Linked DNA regions of Homo sapiens: region 1 is linked to region 2. Evidence: read pairs that join two places in POLR2A ChIA-PET (ENCODE). Cell type or tissue: IMR-90. All regions are shown on one strand. Links, peaks and the distances in the headings refer to the core of each region. The heading gives the core; the rest is flanking DNA. Region 1 has its middle 17 kb from the start of C11orf86. Region 2 overlaps GRK2 (G protein-coupled receptor kinase 2).

Region 1 (10,370 bases), core at 1,898-6,897, 290 kb before region 2:
GCCAGGCGCGGTGGCACACACCTGTAATCCCACTTACTCAGGAGGCTGAGGCAGAATCACTTGAACTTGGGAGGCGGAGGTTGCAGTGAGCCAAGATCATGCCGCTGCACTCCAACTTGGGGGACAGAGCGAGACTCCCTCTCAAAAAAAAAAAAAAAATTTAGCTGGGCATGCTTGTGCACACCTGTGGTCCCAGCTACTTGGGAGGCTGAGGTGGGAGGACCGCTTGAGCCAAGGAGGCAGAGGTTGCAGTGAGCCGACATTGTACTCCAGCCTGAGAGAGAGAGCCAGATGCTGTTCCAAAAAAGGAAAAAAAAAAAAAAAAAAAAAGACTGGGAAGACAAGAACAAGAGTTTGAACTTGGCCTGAGGAGCACGAGGGAGCCATTGCAGAGTGTTCAGTAGAAGAGAGAGAGCAGCAGCTTAGAAAGATTCCTTGTGGTCATGTGAGCACAGAGGTTGGGTGGGGTCCACTGGGAGGAGTGCAGACAGAGGCTCAGAGGGAGGGGCGGGCTTAACTGGGCCACACACAGCTGAGTGCCCTATACCCAACACCCCATCTGGCCTCCTTGGCATAGCTTTACCTTCTGTCTTGTTTCCCCCTGCCCGAGTTCCACCTCCCCCAGTAGCTGCTCCCAGAGGCCAGGAGCACTTGGGCCTCCCCTCCCCCGCCAAGGCCATCAGCCCTGACAGCAGGAGGCGGATGTGTCAATGATGGTTGGTGGCATGCCTGCGCCCCTGCTTCTGCCTGTGCCTGTGTGGGATGCCTCCTGGGCCTTTCCCTGCTCTGTCCCCGCGCCCAAGCTGGAGCCACAGGTCCCACCTCCCCACCCTCACTCTCATGGTTGTCACCTCCTGAACATAGACAACAGACAATGTCTAGTTAGTGTGCTGACATTAAATGTCCACAGACAAGAGACAGTTGGAAGGATGGAAACCTCCATGGTCGGTGACTCTTTCCAGACTGGTTGCTCTGCCACGAAGCAGAACAGAGTTAAGTGCTAACTGGGGCAGTGAGATGAGGGAGATTAAACGGAGGCCCCACTTCCTAAACCAGTGTGACTCTCGGCCTGACCAGACACCTTCCTCAGCTTCCCGTGAGCTTCCTGCGAGGAAAAAGCCTGAGAGATGGAAATAAACATCTTGCAGGGAAAATGGGGCTGCTCGGTTGCACTAATGGAGGAAGCAGCGAAGCAAGCAGGGAACGCTTTTCCTGGCACTGTACATCCACATCCACCAGCTAACCTTGTCAGCCCCATCTTCAAAATAAAATATATCCACACTCTGAGCTCCTCCCCTCATCCTCAGAAACACAGCCCTGGGCTGAGCCACCGTCATCTCTCACTGGGATAATTTCTGCAGCCTCCTACCTGGTGGCCCATGTTCAGCTTCACCCTCTGCCATTTACTTACCACACAAGGTCCAAAACAAAAGCCATGTCCAGGCACTTTTCTGATCAAAATTCAGAAATGGCTTCCCTGTTCATGCAGAGTAAATTCCACGGCCCATGACACTCTACCCTCTGGGTGCCTCCAAATTCATCAGGAGGCCTCTCCCTCGGCTCCACTCACCCTGGCCCCTTGTTGTTCCCGGAACCCAACACACATCCCACCTCAGGACCTTTGCACTTGCCCTTCCGTCTACCTGAAATACCTTCCCCGAAATGCCTGCCTCACTTCCTTGCCTCTCTGCTCATTAATTGCCTCATCACAGAGGCCTTCCTTGACCTCTACCAAAAACAGGTCTTGGCTGAGCGAGGTGGCTCATCCCTGTAATCCTGAGAGGTGACAGCGTGCTGGCAGTCCTCAGAGCCCTCGCTTGCTCTCGGCACCTCCTCTGCCTGGGCTCCCACTTTGGCGGCATTTGAGGAGCCCTTCAGCCCACCACTGCACTGTGGGAGCCCCTTTCTGGGCTGGCCAAGGCTGGAGCCCACTCCCTCAGCTTGCAGGGAGGTGTGGAGGGAGAGGCGCGAGCGGGAACGGGGCTCTTGCGGGCCAGCTGGAGTTCCGGGTGGGCGTGGGCTTGGCGGGCCCCCCACTCGGAGCAGCCGGCCAGCCCTGCTGGCCCCGAGCAATGAGGGACTTAGCACCCGGGCCAGCGGCTGCGGAGGGTGTACCGGGTCCCCCAGCAGTGCCAGCCCACCGGCACTGCGCTCGATTTCTCACGAGCCTTAGCTGCCTTCCCGCGGGGCAGGGCTCGGGACCTGCAGCCCGCCATGCCTGAGCCTGCCACCCCCTCCGTGGGCTCCTGTGCGGCCCAGCCTCCCCGACGAGCACCACCCCCTGCTCCAAGGCGCCCAGTCCCATCGACCACCCAAGGGCTGAGGAATGCGAGCGCACGGCGCGGGACTGGCAGGCAGCTCCACCTGCAGCCCCGGTGCGGGATCCACTAGGTGAAGCCAGCTGGGCTCCTGAGTCTGGTGGGGACGTGGAGAGTCTTTATGTCTAGCTCAGGGATTGTAAATACACCAATCAGCACCCTGTGTTTAGCTCAAGGTTTGTGAGTGCACCAATGGACACTCTGTATCTAACTGCTCTGGCGGGGCCTTGGAGAACCTTTACGTCTAGCTCAGGGATTGTAAATACACCAATCGGCACTCTGTATCTAACTCAAGGTTTGTAAACACACCAATCAGCACCCTGTGTTTAGCTCAAGGTTTGTGAATGCACCAATTGACACTCTATCTAGCTGATCTGGTGGAGCCTTGGAGAACCTATGTGTCGAAACTGTATCTAACTAATCTGATGGAGACGTGGAGAACCTTTGTATCTAGCTCAGGGATTGTAAAGGCACCAATCAGCGCCCTGTCAAAACAGACCACTGGGCTCTACCAATCAGCAGGATGTGGGTGGGGCCAGATAAGAGAATAAAAGCAGGCTGCGGGAGCCGGCTGTGGCAACCCACTAGGGTCGCCTGCTGCACTGTGGAAGCTTTGTTCTTTTGCTCTTTGCAATAAATCTTGCTACTGCTCACTCTTTGGGTCCACACTGCTTTTATAAGCTGTAACACTCACCGCGAAGGTCTACAGCTTCACTCCTGAAGCCAGCGAGACCATGAGCCCACCGGGAGGAACGAACAACTCCAGGCGGCACTGCCTTAGGAGCTCATCGCGAAGGTCTGTAGCTTCACTCCTGAGCCAGCGAGACCACGAACTCACCAGAAGGAAGAAACTCCGAACACATCTGAACATCAGAAGGAACAAACTCCAGAAGCACCACCTTAAGAGCTGTAACACTCACTGCGAGGGTCCGCGGCTTCATTCTTGAAGTCAGTGAGACCAAGAACCCACCAATTCCAGATGCAATCCCAGCACTCTTGGAGTCTGAGGTGGATGGAACACTTGAGGCCAGGAGTTCGAGACCAGCCTGCACAACATGGCAAAACCCCATCTCTACTAAAAATACAAAAATTAGCCTGGCATGGTGGCACACTCCTGTAATCCTAGCTACTCGGGAGGCTGAGGCAGGAGAATTGCTTGAACCCGGGAGGTGGGGTTGCAGTCAGCCAAGATTGTGCCACTGCACTCCAGCCTCCAACAACTCAGTCTCCAACAACAACAACAACAAACCCAGCTCTCCCCAACCCATCCTTTCTCTCTGTTCCTTACCTGTTTATTCTGGCTGACATTTACTTATCGTCTCCCCCACCAGAATGTCAGCTCCATGAGACAGGAATTTGATATGTTTTGTGTCCTGCTGTATTCCCAATACCTGGTGCTTAATAGATGCTCATTTAATAGCTGTTAACTGAGGCCGGGCATGGTGGCTCAGACCTATAATCCCAGCATTTTGAGAGGCTGAGGTGGGCGGATCACCTGAGGTCGGGAGTTTGAGAACAGTCTGACCAACATGGAGAAACCCCGTCTCTACTAAAAATATAAAAATTAGCCAGTTGTGGTGGTGCATGCCTGTAATCTCAGGTACTTGGGAGGCTGAGGCAAGAGAATCGCTTGAACCTGGGAAGTGGAGGTTGCAGTGAGCCGAGATCATGCCATTGCACTCCAGCCTGGGCAACAGAGTGAGACTCCACCTCAAAAAAAAAAAAAAAGTTGTTAACTGACTTGAATGAATGAATGACTTATTGAATGAGGTTTCAGCATCCAAAAGAGTTTAGGAAACTTCATGGAAGGAGGCTTACTTGGGTCAGGTAGCGGAACTTGAGAATTTGGGGTTCCCTCTCTAATCTTTTGAATTTACTGGCACATGTCTGCCCTGACTCTCTTTGTTTTTTTTGTTTTTTTTGTTTTTTTTTTTTTTTTTTGAGACAGAGTCTCGCTCTGTCGCCCAGGCCGGACTGCGGACTGCAGTGGCGCAATCTCGGCTCACTGCAAGCTCCGCTTCCCGGGTTCACGCCATTCTCCTGCCTCAGCCTCCCGAGTAGCTGGGACTACAGGCGCCCGCCACCGCGCCCGGCTAATTTTTTGTATTTTTAGTAGAGACGGGGTTTCACCTTGTTAGCCAGGATGGTCTCGATCTCCTGACCTCATGATCCACCCGCCTCGGCCTCCCAAAGTGCTGGGATTACAGGCGTGAGCCACCGCGCCCGGCCGACTCTCTTTTCAAAAAAAATATTTTTTATTTATATTTTTATTTTTATGTTTTTTAGATAGAGTTTTGCTCTGTCGCCCAGGCTGGAGTGCAGTGGCGTGATCTCAGCTCACTGCAACCTCTGCCTCCTGGGTTCAAGTGAGTGGCCTCAGCCTCCCAAGTAGCTGGGATTACAGGGATGCACCACCATGCCCAGCTAATTTTTGTATATTTAGTATAGACAGCATTTCACCATGTTGGCCAGGCTGGCCTCAAACTCCTGACCTCAGGTAATCCATCCACCTCAGCCTCCCACAGTGCTGGGATTACAGGCATGAGCCATGGCGCGCAGCCCACAGTTTTTTTTTTTTTTTTCAATAAAAAGTAGAGATGAGGTCTTGCTATACTGCCCAGGCTGATCTCGAACTTCTGGGCTCAAGTGATCCTCCTGCCTCTGTCTCCCAGAATGCTGGGATTATGGGCATGAGCCACCATGCTCAGCTCTCAAGCCTCATTCGCTCATTCAGCAAATGTGTACCAACTTCTGCTCTGGGTAGGACTCTGGGAGCCCAGAACAATCAAGCCCCAGCCCTGTAGCTATGAAAAAAAAAAAAAAATACAAGAATGGAAATGAACACTTAGAACACTAAGCAGCTCAGCTGTAAATGATATTTACATAGTAAAAATAATGTAATCAACAAATACTTATTTAACCAAAAATCACGACGGAACTCTGTTGGGAGGGCCAGAAGAAAGGATAGGTGTGTATGTATGTGGGGAGTGGGAGGGAGATAGAAGAGCTAAGCTCTCATCTTCCATAGTAGGAAGTCAATAGATAGTGTCCAAATTTGAAAAACCAAGAAATTGCAATGCAAGCATATAATCTAGAAATACAGAGGTAAATCTCAGAGGAAACACCTCCCAGAGCAGCTGCCCTGGGGGTGGCATGGGATAGGGCCAAGTGCTGCTGGTTTTCTTAAGTCTTCAACTATTTGATTTTTTTTTTGGAAATCAGCTTTCCCAGGTTGAATTCAACTATTTGATTTTGTAAACTAAGCACATAGGTTGCTTTGATAAAAATTTAAATCAGGCTAGGCTCAGAGGCTCATACCTGTAATCCCAGCACTTTGGGAGGCTGAGGCGGGTGGATCACCTGAGGTCGGGAGATCAAGACCAGCCTGGTCAAAGTGGCGAAACCTCGTCTCTACTAAAAATACAAAAATTAGCCAGGCGTGGTGGCTAACACCTGTAGTCCCAGCTACCCAGGAGGCTGAGGCAAGAGAATTGCTTGAACCCAGGAGGCGGAGGTTGCAGTTAGCCAAGATCACGCCATTGTACTCCAGCCTAGGCAACAAGAGTGAAACTCTGTCTCAAAAAAAAAAAAAAATCAAATCAAATCAAATAAAATCAAATAATAGATTTAACATAGATTTATAAATTACTTATGAGGCCATGAATTCGTGGCTGCCAGAATTAGATGTTTTGGAAATAAGTCTTTTAAAGTTCATTTCAAAAGGCAACACAGGGCTGGGCATGGCGGCTCATACCTGTAATCCTAGCACTTTGGAAGGCTGAAGCAGGAGGATCACTTGAGCTCAGGAGTTGTTTTTTTTTTTTTTGAAATTGAGTCTCGCTCTGTTGCCCAGGCTGGAGAGCAGTGGCTCAATCTCGGCTCACTGCAACCTCTGCCTCCCAGGTTCAAGCGATTCTCCTCCCTCAGCCTCCCAAGTAGCTGGGATTACAGGTACCTGCCACCACGCTTGGCTAATTTTTTGTATTTTTAGTAGAGACGGGGTTTCACCATGTTGGCCAAGCTGGTCTCGAACTCCTGACCTTGTGATCTGCCCACCTCGGCCTCCCAAAATGCTGGGATTACAGGCATGCTCAGGAGTTTGAGACCAGCCTGGGCAACATAACAAGACCTCATGTCTACTGCTAAAAAAATAATTAGCTGGGCATGGTGGTGCATGTCTGTAGTCTCAGCTACTGGGGAGGCTGAGACAGGAGGATTGCTTAAGCCTGGGAGATGGAGCTGCAGTGAGCGATTATTATGCCAGTGAACTCCAGCCTGGGGAACTGAGCAGGACTGCGTCTTAAAAGAAAAAAAGCAACACAGGATAATTGGCAAAATTGCAATATGATCTAGATATTAAAGAATAGAATGGTATCACCATTACATTTCCCAAATTTGATGGTTATGTAAGGGAGTTCTTACGAGATGCATGCTGAATGAAGTTTTTAGGGGTGAGGGACATAATGTTTACAACCTATTCTCAAATGATTTTAAGGAAATATATACACATATACACATATTACATATTCATATAAAAGAATGTGAACAATAAAACAAATGTGGCAAAAATTGGTGGATCAAGGTGAAGGGTATATGAGCATACATTGTACTACCCTTGCAACTTTCCGTAGGTATAAATTTTTTTCAAAATAAGTCCGGGCGCAGTGGCTCATGTCTGTAATCCCAGCACTTTGGGAGACCAAGGTGAGTGGATCACCTGAGGCCGGGAGTTCGAGACCAGCCTGACCAATATGGTGAAACCCCATCGCTACTAAAAATATAAAAATTAACGGGGCGTGGTGGCATGCGCCTGTAATCTCAGCTAACCAGGAGGCTAAGGCAGGAGAATCGCTTGAACCTGGGAGGCAGAAGTTGCAGTGAGCCAAGATTGCGCCACTGCACTCCAGCCTGGGCCACAGAGGGAGACCCTGTCTCAGAAAAACAAAAAAACAAAACAAAATAAGAAATTAAGAAAATAAAGCAATATGATAACATCACAAAAAGAGAGGTAGCCAGACAGTATGTACCTCCTGATGGGAGCAACAGTACTATCTATAAAACATGCTTGCCCAAATAAGTCAAGGCTGCGTTTTATCAAGCTTCTAGATCCAACCCCAATTTACAAGAACCCCTGGCGATGGATAAACATATCAAATCACACCATGGGGCTGCAACCAGCAAAATGCAGGTGTGGGGATTCCTACAGGACAAACAGCCCAACTTTTTTTTTTTTTTGAGACAGAGTCTCACTCTCGCTCGCTCTGTCACCCAGGTTGGAGTGCAGCAGCAAAATCTCGGCTCACTGCGACTTCCACTTTCCGGGTTCAAGCGATTCTCCTGCCTCAGCCTCCCGAGTAGCGGGGACTACAGGTGCCCGCCACCACACCTGGCTAATTTTTGTATTTTTAGTAGAGATGGGGTTTCGCTATGTTGGCCAGGCTGATCTCGAACTCCTGACATCTGGTGATCCACCTGTCTCAGCCTCCCAGAGTGCTGGGATTATGGGCATGAGCCACCACGCCCGGCCACTTTATTTCAACAAATAAATTATGAAGAAAAAAGAGAGATGGGAAAGCTCTAGATGAAAAGAAACCTGACCTATTAACCAATTGCATTATTTCTATTTGGATATTAATTCAAACAAACTGCAAAAAAAAAAAAAATAAAGAAAATATTTATGAGACATTTGGAACTTTGAACATTAACTAGAAATTGACCAGATATTTGATATTATAGAACTATTCCTTTTTTTAGGAGCAAAAATGATATAACAATTTATTTTTTCTTTTGAGATGGAGTCTCACTCACTCTGTCATCCAGGCTGGAGTGCAGTAGCACAATCTCGGCTCACTAACCTGCATCTCTTGGGTTCAAGCGAGTCTCGTGCTTCAGCCTCCCAAGTAGCTGGGATTACAGGTGTGCATCACCATGCCCGGCTAACTTTTTTTTTTTTTTTTGAGACAGAGTCTTGCTCTGTCGCCCAGGCTGGAGTGCAGTGGCGCGATATTGGCTCACTGCAACCTCTGTCTCCCAGGTTCAAGCAATTCTCCCTCAGCCTCCTGAGTAGCTAGAACTACAGGCACGTGCCACCAAGCCCAGCTAATTTTTGGATTTTCTGTAGAGACAGGGTCTCACCATGTTGGCCAGGCTGGTCTTGAACTTCTGACCTCGTGATCCACCCGCTTTGGCCTCCCAAAGTGCTGGGATTACAGGCGTGAGCCACCGTGCCTGGCCTAATTTTTGTATTTTTAGTAGAGACAGGGTTCACCATGTTGCCCAGGCAGTTCTCAAACTCCTGACCTCAAGTGATCCACCTACCTCAGCCTACCCAAGTGCTGGGACTACAAGTGTCAGCCACAGCATCTGGTCTATTTTTTCTTCTTAAAAAATGTTTTGCTTTATATGTTCAGAGAAACTTCTTTAGTAATAAACTATAGAAATGATCCTTGAAAGTACAGTCCTTATTTATTCCTAAAAAAATTTTTTTTGCTTGGTATAATATTTATGCTGAGGCCAGGCACGGTGGCTGATGTCTGTAATCCTAGCACTTTGGGAGCCCAAGGCGAATGGATCACGAGGCCGGGAATTCAAGACCAGCCTGGCCAATATGGTGAAACCCCATTTCTACTAAAAATACAAAAATTAGCCGGGTGTGGTGGCAAGCGCCTGTAGTCCCAGTTACTCAGGAGGCTAAGGCAGAAGAATCGCTTGAACCCAGGAGGCAGAGGTTGCAGTGAGCCGAGATCGCGCCACTGCACTCCAGCCTGGGTGACAGAGCGAGACTCCGTCTCAAAAAAAAAAAAAAAAAAAAGTTACGCTGATAAAAGACTCCTCATCTTTTAGATTATTTTCCTTGTGATGAATGGAATAATCTAATGTCTGGGATTTGCTTCAAAGGTGAGGGAAATGGACGAGAATGTACATGAAGCAAGATCAGCTTGGGTGCTGGGTGGGGCTGGGAGTATCTAATTTTGTATATGTTCAAAATAGAGTGGGTTTTCTTGTTTGTTTTTGTTTTTTGAGACGGAGTCTCACTCTGTCACCCAGGCTGGAGTGCAGTGGTGTGATCTCTGCTCACTGCAACCTCTGCTTCCCGGGTTCCAGCAATTCTCCTGCCTCAGCCTCCTGAGTAGCTGGGACTAGAGGAACAACAGCCTTGTTCCAAAACTCACAAAGGGGCTCCATCTGATGGTGAAGATGCTTCCAAGATGTCTGTGAAGACTTTGCTCACAATTGTTCTATAAAACGTATTCAAGACCTAGCTACTGATGGATGGGGGCTGAGGCTGGAGCATTGCTTGAGCCCAGGAGTTCGAAGCTGCAGTGAGCTAAGAAGGTGGCACTTCCAGCACGGGCAATATGGCGAAACCCATCAAAAAATACAAAAAATGTAGCCCGGCATTGTGGTTCGTGCCTGTAGTCCTAGCTACTTGGGAGACTGAGGTGGGAGGATCACTTGAGCCTGGGAGGTCAAGGCTGCAGAGAGCTGAGATCGCGTCACTGCACTCCAGCCTGGGTGACAGAGCAAGACCCTGCCTTAAACAACAATAATAACAATAACAAAACAAGGTCCCACTGCATTCATGCCTGGGTGACAGAGGAAGACCCTGTCCCTAAAAATAAATAAATAAATAAATAAATAAATAAATAAATAAATAAATAAATATAAAATGCATCCAAACCAGGACTGTGGCTGTTAGTTCCTATTACTGCCGTTGTTGATGGTGACTATGCCTCACGGTGCAGGTATCACCTCCACCATACAGAAGAGGCCACGTGCTGTTCCAATGAGAACTCAGGACCCAGAGCCATCACCAGGAGAAGCAGAAGCTAAATGAGATGTTTAGAATTCCAGCCAGTCTCAGCTGTGGCAAGAGGGAGCACTTATCTCTGTATATTTGGACATCTGTGGGCGGTGTTTATTTGCTGGGAAGTCTGGGTCTCTTCCCCTGGGGCTGCTGGAAGCCATGGCAGCCGAAGGACACAAGCTGGAGGAGGGTCAGGAATGGGCAGCCTGAAGCAGACACTGAGGTCAGGCAGGGCGTGGTGGGTG
Region 2 (10,370 bases), core at 2,908-7,907:
CAGCTTGCACCGTCCTGGCGTGGCAAAGCTTTAGCATCACTGTCACATGAGGGGCACAGGAAGCATGGCCCCTGGCTGCCAGCTGCCAGCCAAGGCTGCCTCCCATCCTGGGTTCCAGGGAAGGGGGCTGCTCGTCTCCTACAGCTCCTGGTCAGGGACGGGAGGGCAGCCAGGCCAGAGGCTGGGCACAAGTCAGGGTCCTCTGAGCCCTGCACCCAGCTCTTCCACAGAGGTCAAGGGGGGGATGGAGGGTGCTCTAGTGGAGGCCGTTTCTCAGGGAGCCTTTGGACATTTTCTTTGCCACGAACTCATTGTGGGCCTCGGAGCACGTGGCCCAGCCAGCTTCCTTGCCATCAGCAAGAGTGTGTTTGTCTCTGACTTGTCACCCCCTCCTGTCCACACAGCTACAGCCTCTGACCCCGAGCAGGAGACACCTAAGAGAGCCCAGGCCACAGAGGATGGCCTGGACTTTGCATTTCTTCTGAACCATGAGGTGCCAGAAGGGACCGGAAGTGCTCCCTCAGCACCCACTCCTTCCCTGTCACCCAGTGCTCAGTGCTGCAGCTGCTCACTGTCTTGGGCTGAGCCTGCTCCGGGAGCAGTAGGAGCTGGTGCAGGCCGCTGTAACTGCAGGGGTGCCAAGGTGGGACTGACTGCTCCTTCCCAAAGCTGGGTGGGCACCAAGTACCTCTGTGCCAAGGAGCCCTTGATACTTTGGCAGGGCAAGCCACGGGCTCTACCCACTGGGCCCGCAGTAGAGCAATGCAGTGCCTGAAGCTGGTCTGTGAGCAGAGGAGTCCCACCCTGCTCGGCTCAGCCCTGGCCACAGGCCCCATCCTCCAAGGCCCCATCCTCTCCGAGGACACGGCAAATGTGGAGCAGAGGCTTGAGCAAGACCAGTTACTGTGTGATTCTAGCATGGACTGTCGGTGAGCCGTGGGGCACTGAGAAATGGGGCTCTGGCGGCTCTCTCCCATGGCCCAGCAGGCGGGGCACGGCGGGCAGCATGGCCAGCCTGGCATATTAGAAGCCCTCCTTCTGCCGTGTCCACCCAGGCTTTGTAAATGGCCAGTGTGACGGTGGCGATTCAGCATCTCATTGACATCCTCATTTTACAGCTGGGGAAACTGGACATTTCAAGTTTGTGACCAGGTGGTGAGGGCCACTTGGAACCCAGGCACCCGTCCAACGGCCAGAGCAAAGGCAACTCTGAGGCCCTTGCCCAAAGGTGTTGGGAACCTTAGCGTCCTTCCATCTGGGACTGTTGAGGCCGCTTGGTTCTCCTGATGCTCCAGAGTAGATCTTGGGAGCCACGTTCCCCCGGATCTCAGGGTTGCTGACCTGGGTGGGGGACAGGGACACGCTCTGGGCTCACTGCCACTCCAGACTCTGCCAGTATCAGGGAGCAGTGTTGGAGACAAGGTGACCCAGTCCAGGAGGCTGTCCCACCCCTGTGCTCGCCCGTGCTTGCCACCCTGGCAGGAGCTGCCCCCAGTGGCAAGTTCTTCCAACCTGCCAGTTCCCTTGGCGGCCAGACCCATGGGAATAGACAGGAAACCCTAAAATTGCCACTTTGGGGGCCTTCCATTCAAGGACTCTGCTCAGGCCTGACCTCGTGTTTGGTTTCTTGCTTGGGGGGAGGGGGGTTGTTTATTTTATTTAAAAAACATTTTTTTCTTTTTAAGGAAGAAAGTGGAGTGCTGTGGGCTGGGAAGAATGTGGTGGCCATGCCCAGGCGTGGCTGCTGAGGGGAGAGATGGCCTCAGAGCCCCGGGTCCTGCTTCCTGCTGTTCCCAGGCCGGGGCTGACAGCAGAGCCCCTGGGAAGGAGAAAGGGCCTGCCCGGCAGGTTCCCCTGGCTGTCGCAGGCAGGGAACCAAGCATGCTTCCCCCTTGGAGACTTTGTGTGTCCAGTTGAAAAGTGGCAGTGGCTACTCCCTGGCTCCTAGGTGGCCATTCCCTCTGCCAAACTGGCACCTTTTTTTTTTTTTTTTTTTTTGAGACAGAGTCTCACTCTGTCACCCAGGCTGGAGTGCAGTGGCACGATTTTGGCTCACTGCAACCTCTGTCTCCAGGGTTCAAGCGATTCTTCTGCCTCAGTCTCCTGAGTAGCTGGGACTACAGGCGCACGCCACCATGCTGGGCTAATTTTTGTATTTTCAGTAGAGACGGGGTTTCACCATGTTGGTCAGGCTGGTCTTAAACTCCTGACCTCATGATTCGCCCGCCTCGGCCTCCCAAAGTGCTGGGATTACAGGCGTGAGCCACCGCGTCCCGCCAAGCTGGCACCATTTTTGCAGGCTCCTAAGAAGCAAGTCTGGGGCTCAGTGGGGCTTACTGCTGAAGCCCGGTGGCCCCCATTCCTGGGACAATGCCCGGCTCCTGGTGGGTGACCCCTACAGGCTGGGATTGCTTTGCCTGTCATCTGCATCTGCCTGTCGCTACCTTCCGCTTGACCAGCACCTTTTTTTTTTTTTTTTTTTTTTTTTTTGCTTTTTTTCATCCCCTTCTGTGGACCAAAATGTCCTGGCCCACCTCCCAGGTGAGATGCAGGCCCCTGACCTTGGGGTTTTCTCCACGTTCCAGTCTCCCAGTGCACAGCCTGTGCCCTGAGGGTCGCCCAGGGCCCAGGCCTCCTGTCTGCAGGTGCCAAGGGCAGGGACCGTGTCTTTCTCAATTCAAGAGATTTTTATGAAGCCCTTGCTGTGTGTGAAACACCACAATCTCCGTCCACCGTTTCCTGTGTCCCTGGGAGTCCCACATGCCGGGAAACATGTCCTTGACGGTGGCTGGTGGACATGAGCTGGCGTGTGGCCCGAAGGGGCGGGTGTGCTGGTGTGGACGCGGGGCCCATCCTCGGAGCTCCTGTCAGTTCTCAGAGGGCATCCTCACTCCCCGGTGGGGGGCATGGGCCCCCCTCTTCCCATCCAGGCAGGGTCTGTTCCAAAGCAGTCATAGGATGCGAACTCAGGGTCACCTAGGCCCATCCTTGTCTTCAGTGCCCTGCTTCCTGCTGGAGACAACTTTGGAAGAGGCCGCGGCCCCTCCCAGCCTCTGAGGGTGGGGAGCAGGCCAGGGGGTCGCGGCCTTGGAACCGTGCTCATGGCAGCCCTGCTGTGCTCGTGCTATCTCGCTCGGCCTTTCCTGAGGAAGGCTGGAACCAAGTGAGATCAGGGGCCGAGGCCCGGGAGTCCACTGCAGCCCTTCCTGGAAGGACAGTGCCCAGTGGAAGCGGATAAGAGCCCCCTCTCGAGGCCGAGGTCAGAGGCCAGGCAGGGTCCACAGGCCAGGTCCGCACTGTCTGGAGCTGCTCTCCGCAGACGGCTCTTCTGGCTGAAGCTGCCATTCTTCCAGACCCTCGGGCCCAAAGCCTGGAAGCCCTCACGGGGCTGGCCTCATAACCCTTCTCCCGGTCCCCGACAGCCTGAGCCTTCTCCCACCCACCCCCTTCCCCTTCTTCCTGCCCAAGTGTTGCCTCTGCCTGGGCTTCCTCCGCGTGGCGCCTCCAGTGGAGTCGGGCCACCCACCGCCCTGGACCAAGCCTCCTGAGTCCTGCTCTCCTGCCCACTCCTTGGCTGTGAAGCCCCCTGGTTTGCAAGGCCCTGCCCTCCGCCTCACCATGGCCTTTGTGTGCCCTCTCTCCTGCCCCATTGGCCCCTTGCTCATCCCTGGACATACTGTCCCCTGCCTGTTCCCACGTCTACCGACCCCCCTGGCTTCGCCAGCTGCCGAGATCCCACTTGCACTCCAGGAACCCAGTGGAGTTCCACCTTCTCCACACAGGCTTTCCAGACCCAGAGGCCTCCTCTCCTTCCCAAGGCTTCTGCACACGCTGTCTGGTATCACAGGCTCAGAACCATGCCCTGGGCAGGGCTGTTTGGAGCAGGGGGTGGCTTTGGCATGAGGTACACAGTGCCTCAGGGGTAGATGTGCAGCGGGTCCTCGTGACCACAGCCTGGGTGGCCAGTCCGACCAGCCCTGGGCTGGGCTCCTAGGGGCAGGCAGGGCCGGGGTGCAGAAAGGCAGGGGCCATGGCAAGCACAGAGAACCTGGACTTGCGGATCCAAATCTCCACCAGCTGCAGTCATTTCACGGGAGGCCTGCTGGTGGCCCCATAGACCTGCAGGGCCATGTGAGCGTGACATGGGCTCAGGTGTGTTGTCCCTTCAGGCCCCCAGCCTTGCAATGCCCTCAGCATGGCAGCTACACGTTACCCCAGGAGCCCAGACTAGTGAGGACCAGATGCAGGCCTCAGCTGGCTGTTGGGACAGACCGGCAGGGCTGGGCTTGAGGTGGGCCAGGAGAGGGCAGGAGGGGACAGTAAGGTGGTATTTGAGGCCGGGAGTGTAGCCTGGTGTGGCGCTCCCAGACAGCACTCAGTGTGGGGTGAGATAAACAGGGTGGGGGATGTCGGGTTGGGTTTTGAGGGTCACAATGGCCAGGCCCTCCCCTATGGCCATACCAAGCAACCCAGGGCAGGGGTCACATTTTATATCCAAGTACTAGGGACACACGAACCAAGGCATGGCCTTTTCTTACAATTTAAAAAATTGAGATGCAATTCATATAAAATTCATCATTTTATTATACAATGTAGTGTTTTTTAGTACATTGACCGTGTTGTGCAACCCTTACCCCAAAAAGAAACCCCGTCCCCACCGCAGTCACTCCTCTCCCTCTCTCCAGCCCCCGGCAGCCACGGATCTGCGTTCTGTGTCCGTGGATCTGTTCATATGAGTGGAATCTCACAATATGTGGCAACCCTTTGTGACTGGCTTCGTTCAGCCTCATGTTTTCAAGGCTCATCCACGTTGTGGCCCCTGTTGGTGCCTTGTTCCTTTTTACAGCCGAGCCATGTGCTGCTGCGTGGAGATGCCACATGTGTGTCTTTTCATCCGCTCACAAACCAGGCTTGGCTTTTGTGACTTGGCCAAGTTCCCAAAGCCAGCCGGTGGCATCACTGGGACGAGACCCCACAGGCGGTGGGCCTCTGAGCAGGGGGCCACCTGCCGGCCACCCTGGCCTTTGAGGACACAGCCTGGCGGGGGCGGTGCAGGCAAAGGCTTCCTTGAAGCCTTCTGGTCTGACCTGTGGCTGGGATAAGTGAGTAGGCCTGACGGGCTGGCCTCCTTCCTGGAGGGAGTGGCGACACCACCACAGTGCCCTCAGCTCGCGTTTCTGGGCCTGCAGCCCCCACGGGCTCTGGGGGCTTCTGCTTACTGCGCCCCCCTGACCCACAGCATCCGCAGTGTCATGCAGAAGTACCTGGAGGACCGGGGCGAGGTGACCTTTGAGAAGATCTTTTCCCAGAAGCTGGGTGAGTATGGCAGTGGCTCTGCCAGCCACCGGACTTAACTTCTTGCCCCTACCCCAGCCAGCCCAGCTGTGCTCCCCACTCTCCAGAGATTTGGCCTCCCATCCACTCAGGGTGGAGCAGCCAGCGAGACCCCAGGGCTTGCTCCAAGTCGCTGCGACCCTGCGTGCCTCCTTGCCCCTGGCTGTCGGCCCAGGGAGCCCCGTGGTGGGGGTGGGGGCCCAGAGTCTTCCAGGGCCGCCAGGGAAGTTCCTCCTTTGGGGTTTTTGTTTTTGAGAGTTGCAGCTTCCCCTTGGCGCGGCCGCAGCTGCTCTGGGCCGTTGGTAGAACTGACAGGAAGAGGCGGGGCCCTTCCTGTGGCGCCTGCCGAGCTGTGGTTGGCCCCGCCCCACCCCATGGGCCCTCTTTGTAAGCAACCTGCCTGGTGTTGGCCCTCCATTCCTCCTCCAGCTGGTGTCTGATGCCTGCTGTCAGAAGTTTCATGTGACCCACCCTGCGGACCTGGCCCGGAGGGCAGGCTTGGGGCAGGTCTCGGGAAGCAGGCTCCAGCCCCACATGGCTCTGATTTGGCCTTCCCGAGAACAGGAGCTCAGCTCTGGACAGGGGGTATCCTGGCCTGATGGGATCAGGCATTGGGGGTCAGCCTGGGGGAGTCGGTGTGTCAAGAAGCACAAAGTTTGGGTCCCAGGCCTGTGCCTTTTGTCCTTGGGCAAGTTGCTTCACCTCTCTGAGCCTGATGGTGTCCTCATCTGGGAGATGGGACTCATGAGTCCGACTGTGCAGGCCTGTCAGAGTCAGATGGGAGCACTGTGCCCACTGTGAAGCCTGGCCCCCATTCCTCAAAGGCCCTGCACTAAAGGCCAGGCAGTGAGGACTGAAATGATGGCCGCAGCTCTGACCCAGGTGCCCAGGCAGTGCCCCCGAAGGCATGAGAGGCCACCCAGCTCGAGCCTGGTTACCCGTGTCAGACTGGAGGCCTGAGGAGGGCCTCTGTCCCCTGGTAGTGCTCGGGGGCCGGGGTCCAGGGTCCAGGCCCCTTACTCAGGCATGAGGACACCCTATCTGGGGTCCCCTGAGAGCCCCTCCCACAGCCCACCTTGCCTCTCCAGTTCCCTGTGGCTTACACCCGTTCCATGCCCCCTGCCCTGAGGCCCCAGCCCCAACCTCTTTCCCAGGGACCTGCCATTTGGTGGAGTAGCCCTGAGTTCCACTTGAGCCTCTGCCACAGACAGTGTGTCTGACCAGCTCCCTGAGCCCTAGTTTCCCCAACTGGACCCACCCTCCCTGCCTGTTTCTCAGGCTGCTGTGCAAATCAGCCAGACACTGGAGTGGGGCAGGGTCCAGAGGAGTGGTGTGGCCTCAGAGCCCCCTGCTAACCTTTTCCCCATGCTGCAGCCTGACCTGGCCCCGGTGGCCACAGCATCCCAGGGCCCCCAGACTGAATCGTGTTGCACCTGCACAGCCCGCCCCGGTGGGGGGTATCGGCCTCACAGAGCAGGCGCAGGGCCCTGGGCTGCAGTGAGTGGGGGCCCAGGTGCTAAGCCAGGGCTCCCTGATGCCAGAGCCAACCCCGCTCCTCTGCCTCACCCTGGTGCCCATCGCCGTCCAGCTACCACCTGGGGAAACAGATTTCAGGAAGAGGGTAGAAACACAGGGGCCCCAACCCAGAATCCAGGAATCTTCACGTTGGCAGCAGCCTTAGCAGCTGCCTGGCCCACCCCTTGCCTGGGGCCGAGACCACCTTTGCCACCTCCATAGCCAGTTCTGCCCAGGGAGCCCAACCCACACCATCCACAATGATGGGAAGGCCTCTGAGAGAGGCGTGGCTCTGTGACCTTACACTGTTGCCTTCAGGGTACCTGCTCTTCCGAGACTTCTGCCTGAACCACCTGGAGGAGGCCAGGCCCTTGGTGGAATTCTATGAGGAGGTGAGACCCAGAGGCCCAAGCCCTGCTCTGCCTGGAGAAAGGGGAGGAGGTTGGGGCGGCTTTGTGGAACCCACAAGCTGCCTGGTGTGGGCATCCCCATTCCCTGCTGGGCTCTAGATGACCTGCAGGAATCCTGTCCTCCAGATCAAGAAGTACGAGAAGCTGGAGACGGAGGAGGAGCGTGTGGCCCGCAGCCGGGAGATCTTCGACTCATACATCATGAAGGAGCTGCTGGCCTGCTCGCATGTGAGTGTCCTCAGCTGGCCCTGTGTGCTGGCCCAGAGTCACCTGCAGATTGGGAGGGGAAGAGAGGACCCTGCTGAGAATTCATGGCCACCTCTGTCTTCCCCAGCCCTTCTCGAAGAGTGCCACTGAGCATGTCCAAGGCCACCTGGGGAAGAAGCAGGTGCCTCCGGATCTCTTCCAGGTGTGTGCCTCCCGGTCCCTCCCCAGGCAAGGTCACCTTGGACAGCCCCTGGTCAACAAGCCTGGTCAGCCAGGGGTGGGGCCTGGGCAACCACGGTCTCTCGGGGCTCAGTCACCAACTTCCAGCTTCCTCCCTTAGCCATACATCGAAGAGATTTGTCAAAACCTCCGAGGGGACGTGTTCCAGAAATTCATTGAGAGGTGAGAGCAGGGAAGTGTGGGAGAGGAAGGGGGAGGGAGGGGCCGCTCTCAGAAGGGGTATGGCTGGCGTGGAGGGCAGAAGCCAGCCTTCATTAGGCCCTGAGCAGGCAGGTGGCTGGCCCGTCAGCGGCCCCCTTGCAAGGACTCCTGAGAAGTCAGACAGGCTGCAGGTCATCTCCCACCCTGCCCTCCTCAGCACCAGGCAGCTCAAAGCCCATCCCAGGCAGTCTCCTAGCTCCAGGGAGCTAGGAGAGCTGTGCCACCTGTGCCTCTTTCTCTCCCGTGGGCTGTATAGCACCTTGCTGGCCCACCTGGACTGAGAAGCATCAGAGTCCTGGTAGGGGTAGGCCCAGTAGAGCGCATGGCCCCCGTGACCCTCACAGCCAGAGTTGGCGCGGTGGGTGGGAATTGTAGGTAGATTTCAGCCAGCTTTAGGGAGCAGCTGTTTTAGGGTCACTGCTGCCCAGCCATGGAGTGAGCTCTGTGTCACTGGGGGTATGCAAGCAGGGACAGGAGACGTACTTGTCAAGGATATGGTAGCAGGAAGTCTGGGTTAGACTGGAAGACCTCCTTTCTGTGCGGATCTGATTCCAGCAGGAAGCCACGGCCAGGTGGCCGAGGGCCATGCTGGGCACCCAAGCAGCCCTGACTGGTGCTGTGGGCGGGCAGGCCCTCAACATATCCTTCCTGGAAGAGGACATTAACGCTCGTGATGTTTCCACACCTACCCTCACGGGACCCCAGGGAGTGGCGGCTGGGTGGGGAGGCTCACGACAGCATCATCCTTCCCACATTCTGAGTGGCCCCTGAGCCCTGATTCTTCTTTTCCAGCGATAAGTTCACACGGTTTTGCCAGTGGAAGAATGTGGAGCTCAACATCCACGTGAGTGGGCTTGGGTGGGGCATGGAAAGCCACGCACCCTGCTGCTCCTCTCCCGGGAGCTGGGCCTGTGGCTTGGCTGGGAGGGGGAGGTCAGGGGATGTCTGTCCTTTAGCCCCCAGGGCCGTGGCTATGGGGGTCAGGGCCGGGATCCCAGCATGGGGAGGCCGGAGCAGGTAAATATGTGGCAAGGATGGCCAGGACATGGGTATGGGGACCCTGGCATGGGGCCAGCCCCTGCTGCCCAGGTGCCTCTGCCCCAGGGCTGGGCAGAGGCAGCCTGTGGTGACCGCAGCTGTCGCTGCCCCTCAGCTGACCATGAATGACTTCAGCGTGCATCGCATCATTGGGCGCGGGGGCTTTGGCGAGGTCTATGGGTGCCGGAAGGCTGACACAGGCAAGATGTGAGCACCCTGCTCGGCGCGGTGGGATACCTCGGGGAGCCGGGCTCCTGGGGGACCCTGACAGGCCGGGTTCCACACAGGGCCACCTGCTGCTCCATGCACTCCTGTCTTGCCGTGCTGTTACCCCCGCAGGCTCCTCTGGCCCCAGCCCTCCCTGTCTCTGATTTGTGTCACACGCTGGTCCTGGGTCTAGTCTTTCCCTCAAGCGCCCCCTGAGGCAGCCCTGGGCCCCTGCTCTGAGGGTGGGTGTTGACTGCCGACCTCTGCCCCGTAGGTACGCCATGAAGTGCCTGGACAAAAAGCGCATCAAGATGAAGCAGGGGGAGACCCTGGCCCTGAACGAGCGCATCATGCTCTCGCTCGTCAGCACTGGGGTGAGCTGGGTGGGCCGGGCTGCCGCTGAGGCTCTGGAACCCCGGGCGCCCCTGCTAACTGCCCGCCCCCTCCCCTCCTCTCCCCTCCTAGGACTGCCCATTCATTGTCTGCATGTCATACGCGTTCCACACGCCAGACAAGCTCAGCTTCATCCTGGACCTCATGAACGGTGAGTGCTGGCCGGGCCCTAGGGTGGGCCGGGCCCAGGCACGGGAGGCTGGGGCAAGACACTGAGTGCTGCCTGTGGGACTGCCTCCCTCAGGTGGGGACCTGCACTACCACCTCTCCCAGCACGGGGTCTTCTCAGAGGCTGACATGCGCTTCTATGCGGCCGAGATCATCCTGGGCCTGGAGCACATGCACAACCGCTTCGTGGTCTACCGGGACCTGAAGGTGAGCGCCCCTGCTGTCCCCAGGCTGGACCTCCGTGGCTGTCCTCTCCTTCCTCTCGACATCCCGGCCACCAGGCCCAGAGGAGTGGGGCTCCTGGGACATGGCCGCCCCGTATCTTCCCATCTCCGCCCCTGCCCTTCCCACCGAGCCACTCTCTGGGTCCAGGTTGTAGCTGGGGACAGGAGAGAGGACCCCCACCTTTGCCCTTTCTTTGGGTACCCATCGTCCTCTCCAGTGAAGCAGTGACCCAGCTGGCATCTTGCCTGGCTGGGCCCCATCCTGAGCTGCCCCAGGCAGCTCACTGGGCTTCCTTCACAGCCAGCCAACATCCTTCTGGACGAGCATGGCCACGTGCGGATCTCGGACCTGGGCCTGGCCTGTGACTTCTCCAAGAAGAAGCCCCATGCCAGCGTGTGAGTGCCCCCCACCCTCTCCCTCCCCACCCCTTGC

The links. ChIA-PET counts read pairs that join two places held together with the same protein. Peaks named below come from ENCODE experiments on the same cell type or tissue, not always from the same donor. Only the 100,000 strongest peaks of a DNase experiment are listed, where the experiment ranks them.
Region 1: POLR2A ChIA-PET joins it to region 2 with 5 read pairs; 3 of 35 experiments call an interaction of 5 or more read pairs at or near these places.

Annotation. Positions count from the first base shown.
Region 1 is chr11:66,986,846-66,997,215 of GRCh38, forward strand. It overlaps the pseudogene LOC124902849. Among named protein-coding and RNA genes, the nearest start is that of C11orf86, 17 kb to the left of the region's middle. In IMR-90, for the core only: no CTCF peak of the experiment used is centred there; no DNase peak of the experiment used is centred there.
Region 2 is chr11:67,272,033-67,282,402 of GRCh38, forward strand. GRK2 (G protein-coupled receptor kinase 2) reads left to right here. Exons shown (of 21, transcript NM_001619.5): 2 at 5,240-5,316; 3 at 7,168-7,241; 4 at 7,386-7,487; 5 at 7,594-7,668; 6 at 7,807-7,868; 7 at 8,700-8,751; 8 at 9,061-9,152; 9 at 9,427-9,526; 10 at 9,618-9,696; 11 at 9,790-9,920; 12 at 10,239-10,333. Among named protein-coding and RNA genes, the nearest start is that of GRK2, 11 kb to the left of the region's middle. RefSeq lists enhancers at 1-948, 4,938-5,551, 4,983-5,032, 5,552-6,165, 5,753-5,962. In IMR-90, for the core only: a CTCF peak has its summit at 5,032 (motif pointing left); a DNase peak (open chromatin) is centred at 5,659; H3K4me3 peaks cover 256 bases; H3K27ac peaks cover 1,715 bases.